2 separate regions of the Homo sapiens genome follow, and region 2 is linked to region 1. The links are chromatin loops, found by intact Hi-C in ENCODE. Cell type or tissue: gastrocnemius medialis. All regions are shown on one strand. Links, peaks and the distances in the headings refer to the core of each region. The heading gives the core; the rest is flanking DNA.

The links. Hi-C counts contacts between places; a loop is a spot of excess contacts. Peaks named below come from ENCODE experiments on the same cell type or tissue, not always from the same donor. Only the 100,000 strongest peaks of a DNase experiment are listed, where the experiment ranks them.
Region 2: it touches region 1 in a loop (4-fold over the local background); 2 of 110 quality-filtered maps call a loop at or near these places.

What each region holds. Positions count from the first base shown.
Region 1 is chr6:18,456,919-18,459,725 of GRCh38, reverse strand. RNF144B (ring finger protein 144B) reads right to left here. Exons shown (of 8, transcript NM_182757.4): 5 at 2,367-2,571; 6 at 1-119. Among named protein-coding and RNA genes, the nearest start is that of MIR548A1HG, 64 kb to the left of the region's middle. In gastrocnemius medialis, for the core only: no CTCF peak of the experiment used is centred there; DNase peaks (open chromatin) are centred at 1,525 and 2,465; H3K4me3 peaks cover 1,340 bases; H3K27ac peaks cover 2,500 bases.
Region 2 is chr6:18,341,440-18,344,246 of GRCh38, reverse strand. No RefSeq gene overlaps it. Among named protein-coding and RNA genes, the nearest start is that of RNF144B, 45 kb to the left of the region's middle. In gastrocnemius medialis, for the core only: no CTCF peak of the experiment used is centred there; a DNase peak (open chromatin) is centred at 1,106; H3K27ac peaks cover 2,500 bases.

The DNA of each region.
Region 1 (2,807 bases), core at 24-2,523:
AAAATGTATGCTTGCAGTTTTTGCACATCATCTGAGCGCAGCCTTCATTGCGTTCGATATAAACCCGGCAAACTGGGCACTGCTTAATGGGGGCTTCTGCATCTGTCCCAAAGAGGGCTCTAGAAACAAAATGGATGAGAAATGGCATTCAGCTGATGGTCATCAGTTGAATTCCCAGGGCTCCTGATGGTTAGATAATGAACTCACAGTTATCCATGCTTAATTCACTTCCAAAAGAAAGGGTGTGGGCAAAAACATTATTAGATGTACAGATAACTCATACAAGAAGGAATCTTTATTTATTTTGGCTTTCAGTGAATTATATAATTACAGTTTCCACCACTGATTTAACTCACTATTTTGTCAAATTAATATTTCATTCCCTAAGCATGCATTGCCTAAATAAGAATGGCAAGGAGTTGGCTACACAGCAGAGAAACTAGGTCAGGGTCCAAACTGGGCGTATATAATCTATCTAATGGTCTGTTCATTAGACAAATGGAGAAGGGGTTCTCAAATATAAACACTTTAAAATAATGTCAAATACTTTCAAAAGACCTTCTCCAAACAGACGAATAGACCAATACAGGCTCACAGCCCCAAGGGGCACAGAAAATAAGCAACAGGAATTGGAGTGAGCGATAGCACCATGTAACACTTTAGCTACTGCCCATCAAAACCACCACCCAGCACACAGAGATATCCAACTCACAGAGTGTTGTCAAATCTATTATCAGACTTCGTATGAACAATAACCTCATATTGTCATAAGACAGTTATTACAGGTTGAGCATCCCTAGTCCACAATTTGAAATCCAAAATGCTCCAAAATCTGAAACTTTTTGAGTGCCAACATGACAAAGGAAATGCTCATTGAAGCCTTTCTGACTCCTGGTATTCAGAGTAAGGATGCTTAACCAATAAACATATCATGAAAATATTTCAAAATCTGAAAACACTGAGATCTGAAACACTTCTTATCCCAAGTATTTTGGATAAGGGATGCTCAACTTGTATCTTAATTCCCTTATTTTCAGATAGGGAAACAGACTCACAGAGGCTGAGTGGCTTCTATGAGACACACAGATACCGAGTGACAATGTCAGAATGCAAATCCTCCTATCCTCTGAGTTCTTTACGTTGCCCTGTGATACCCACGGAGCTTCCTGCTATGGCCACGAAAATGTAGGCAACAGTGGTTTGAATCCGGCTAAGAGGGCACATGCCTGCCATGTGTATTAGCTTCTCTATTCCTCTCCATTTGTTTGTTCTGAGATTCAAGCACAGCATCGTAGCCAAGTAGCATTACTATTCATGAAGCCTGGTTCTACACATTCTGGGTGCACTGTGTGATTAAGCCAATGGGATTACAACACTCGTATTTTGTTCTTGCTGATGCAGAACAACGATAGCCTCAAGCAAAGCAGGAATGAAACACAGAGGTCTCTCACTCTGGGCACTGCTGTTGCCATAAAAACCCTCTGTATCGCCCAAGTGTGGTGGCTTATGTCTGTAATCCTAGCACTTTGGGAGGCCTAGGCGGGTGGATCACTTGAGGTCAGGATTTCAAGACCAGCCTGGCCAATATGGTGAAACCCCATCTCTACTAAAAATAGAAAAATTAGCCAGGCGTGGTGGCAAGTGCCTGCAATCCCAGCTAATCGGGAGGCTGAGGCAGGAGAATCGCTTGAACCCAGGAGGCAGTGGTTGCAGTGAGCCGAGATCGTGCCACTGAACTCCAGTCTAGGCAACAGAGCAAGACTCTGTCTCAAAAACAAAACAAAACAAAAAAAAACCCGCTGTACTAAAAAGGTACAGATTTAATTGCTTCCTATCACGATAAAATCTCAACCTTTACAGAGCATAAAATATCATGAGAGAACCCTCCTTTCTACGTGCTGAAAGAATTTAGGACCGTTGTTTCTATTGTTGTGTTCTTTCTAATATGACTGTCACACATCATGAGCTGGCAATTTAGTCAGGTAAGAAAATTTCTTTTCTCATTTTGCAAGCAACAAGAATGATATATACCAATACAGGCAGATACTGTATCTGAGCAAAGAGCGGGAACAAGTCATGATTTCCTACTGAGAACCAGTAGACCACGGTGCCTCACTACCTAAAGAGAAAGCAAAACTCATACAAACTTTAATTCCAGCAATATCTGGAAGATTCCTCTGGGGCAAACAACTAGAAATGCTTTTTTGTTGGCAACTTACCAATTCTGAGACACTTCTCAGGGAAGTTCTGCAGGAAAATAACCAATCTCTAAACGCCATCACAACGTAACTCCTTCTACACGTAAGGTATGTTGAATTTCTAAGAAAACTAGTGAATAATCCCAAAGACAAAGTTTCCTTTCTTACCGGTGCTCTGTTGGCAGGACAATAGGCTGACTGTCTCTACAGGAGACCTCTGCATGCCAAGCATCCTTGCAACACGAGCAGAATTTCAGGTGGCAAGAAGGGCATTCCACCAGCACAGGCTGTCCTGGGTCACTCGAGGCAACAGGGCACACTGTCTGACAGTCTGCAACAGGACACCATGTTCGGTAGGGGTCCAGATGAACTTCTAAAGTGTAAAGAAAGAAAATGTGATGGTCTGCCCGATTCATGTTTGAGTCTTTCTCACCTTCATTTGCCCTCTTATTTATTTAATTTATTTGGAACCAGAGTCTCACTCTGTCGCCCAGGCTGGAGTACAGTGGCATGATTTCAGCTCACTGCAACCTCCCCTCCTGGGTTCAACCGATTCTTCTGCCTCAGCCTCCCGAGTAGCTGGGACTACAGGTGCGCACCATCACGCCT
Region 2 (2,807 bases), core at 70-2,569, 120 kb after region 1:
ATTTGCAAAGACTCTCACAAACTGCTGAAGTCCAGGCTGGCTGAAAAGCAGCTTGAGGAAGCATGTTCATGCATCTGGGAACAAGGGGAGTTCACTGGAGTGCACATGCCAGAATGGAAATGAGCCCCCTGCTGTTATCTGAGGCAATTTGTAGTGGGTCTCAATGCTAAAATTAAAGTACACCCCACAAGAAGGGAGGTCACCTGAAGGCAGCCAATGGGCCACCCCTTTAGGGATATTCTCTTGATAAATTCACCTCTGCCCAGGGTCGGCTCTCAGCCTCACAAGCTCAGCAATGACTTCATCAGTGTCTTGACGTTAATCAAACTCATGGATGCTGACTCACACTAATAGAAATGAGTATGATATAGAAAAACAGGATGCCACATCATCAGGCAAACCCAACATGCTAGGCTTGCTGGAGTGGGGTCTGAGAGTCTCCATTTCTAACAAGTTCCCAGGTGATGCCAGTGCTCCTGGCCCATGGACCCCACTTTAAACAGCAAGGGTCTAGACAAGCTATATGGGAAGTCCAAGTATCAGAGTTTATTGGTGAGTGGAATATGAATTAGATCTCAAGAGAGGTTGACTATGTAACTATTTCATGCCATCGGGTTTTGGCTGCTTTACATATCCATTTCCATAATAGATATCAACCCACTACTAACACTTAGTGGTGTCAGACCCTTGCTTTAACAGCCTTGAGAATACAGCTACTCTGTGCCGAACTACACAACCTGTTCAGCCAGTCGTGTTCTGTGGTATGTTGATCAGGTTTCATCATCTGAACTGATACCTTCACATGGCCAGGAATGTAAATAAAAAACTCCCATATATTTCTGCCAGGGTAAATCAGAATATATTAAAAATGAAGCAACTACTAGAAACTCTATACCAATCAAAAGAGAGCAAGTAATGAAGGTAATGAATTTCCCTACAGTACATGAATACTTTTTTTTTGAAACAAGAGTCTTGCTCTGTTGCCCAGGCTGGAGTGCAGTGGCTGATCTCAGCTCGCTGCAACCTCCACTTCCCGGTTTCAAGTGATTCTCCTGCCACAGTCTCCTGAGTAGCTGAGATTACAGGCACCTGCCACCACGCCTGACTACTTTTAGTATTTTTAGTAGAGACAGGGTTTCATCATGTTGGCCAGGCTGGTCTCAAATTCCTGACCTCAAGTGATCTGCCTGCCTCGGCCTCTGAAAGTGCTGGGATTACAGGCGTGAGCCACTGCACCTGACTTGAATAAAGAAATTTCTAACAGATTGGTTGAGAAGAAAAGGAAATACTGCAATGATTAGGTGTCATTCATTCAGCTATTTTCACACATGCCTACTAAGGGAAACCACTATTCAGCAGGTAGCTCTCAAAGTCCTGCATGCAGAAAAATCATATGGAAAGTGTTTTGAATGCAAATTCCAGGGCCTCACTCCCTCTATTCCCACCCTCATTCTACCCCAACTACCAGGAGTCCAATTCAGCAGGCTGGGGCTTATAAATCTACATTTTTAACACGCACCCCCAACAGATTCTGAAAAATACTGACTTATATAGGATTTTAGTGGTTTTCAACCCTGGCTTACATTAGATACAGTGGAGAAGCTCAAAAAAAAAAAAAAAAAAAAAAAAAGGTCCCATGCCTGTATGCCAAAACCCCAAAACAATCAAATCAGAACATCCAGCGCATGAGACCCAGGCAACAGGCATTTTCTTAAGCTTCCCAGGCGACTTAGTGTTTCCAGGTGGTACTATTTGTGTGGGTTGTTAGACATCAGATTCCAAGGCCCCTCCCTGAAGTCTCTGATTCAGTAGGTCTGGGGCAAGGCCCTAGTCGGTGTGTCTGATAAGTGCCCCAGGTGATTCTTATGATGGGGTTTGAGAAATGTGTCTGTCTTACTCAACTGAGTCAGAAATACTGATCCCAGCAAAGCTGCTTCAAGGGATTTTTTTTTTTTTTTGAGACAACTCAAGGGATTTTTGACTCCAGTTTTGAAGCCCCTATTCCATGAATTTAGCTCCAATATGACCTGGGTCTTCCCAAAGAGACGGAACTCACCTCCCTTAATGCTGCATAGGAATGAAAGCCCACTGCTTTATACAACATGGCCTCTGTGGTCCCACTTTTATTACTAATACAACAGGACATTTCTCCCAGATTTAACACTTAGTGCTACATACCAGGCACATGGTATTACAAGCACTTCATCTATTAACTAATTTAATGTTCATAACAGTGCTATGACTAGGAACTATTCTTAGTGCTAACTCTACAGACTTTTTAAAAACGGAGGCATAGAGGCTAAGTAAATTGACTAAGTTTGCTTAGTCAAAGCCAAAGTTACCTAGAGAATGAATCTGAACCCAAACAGTAGAGGACCAAGGTCTGCTCTCTTAATCATAACACTATCATGCTGCTCACCAAGCAAAAGTTGAAGAGCCTGTCCACACATCACTTGCTGCCAGAAACACACACACACACACACACACACACACACACACACACACACAGAGAGACAGAGAGAGAAAGAATCAAGCAAGTTAGTGTTTATTACATCCCTACCATGTATACCAAGTGCTGGGCTTGGGGCTTTACGTATATTATTTCACTTAATCTGCAAGTCAGATATAATCCTATTGTCATGAACACACTATACTGCCTCACTCAGTGATGGAGAGAACCAAACTGTTTTGCATGGTGCAGAGCACCATGCAAAAAAGAAAAACAAATAAAGCAGCCGAAGAAACCTTCCAAGTTGATTTGGAGACTGAAGAAACAGCCAGTTGTGGGGGTGCGTGCTGGGGCGAGA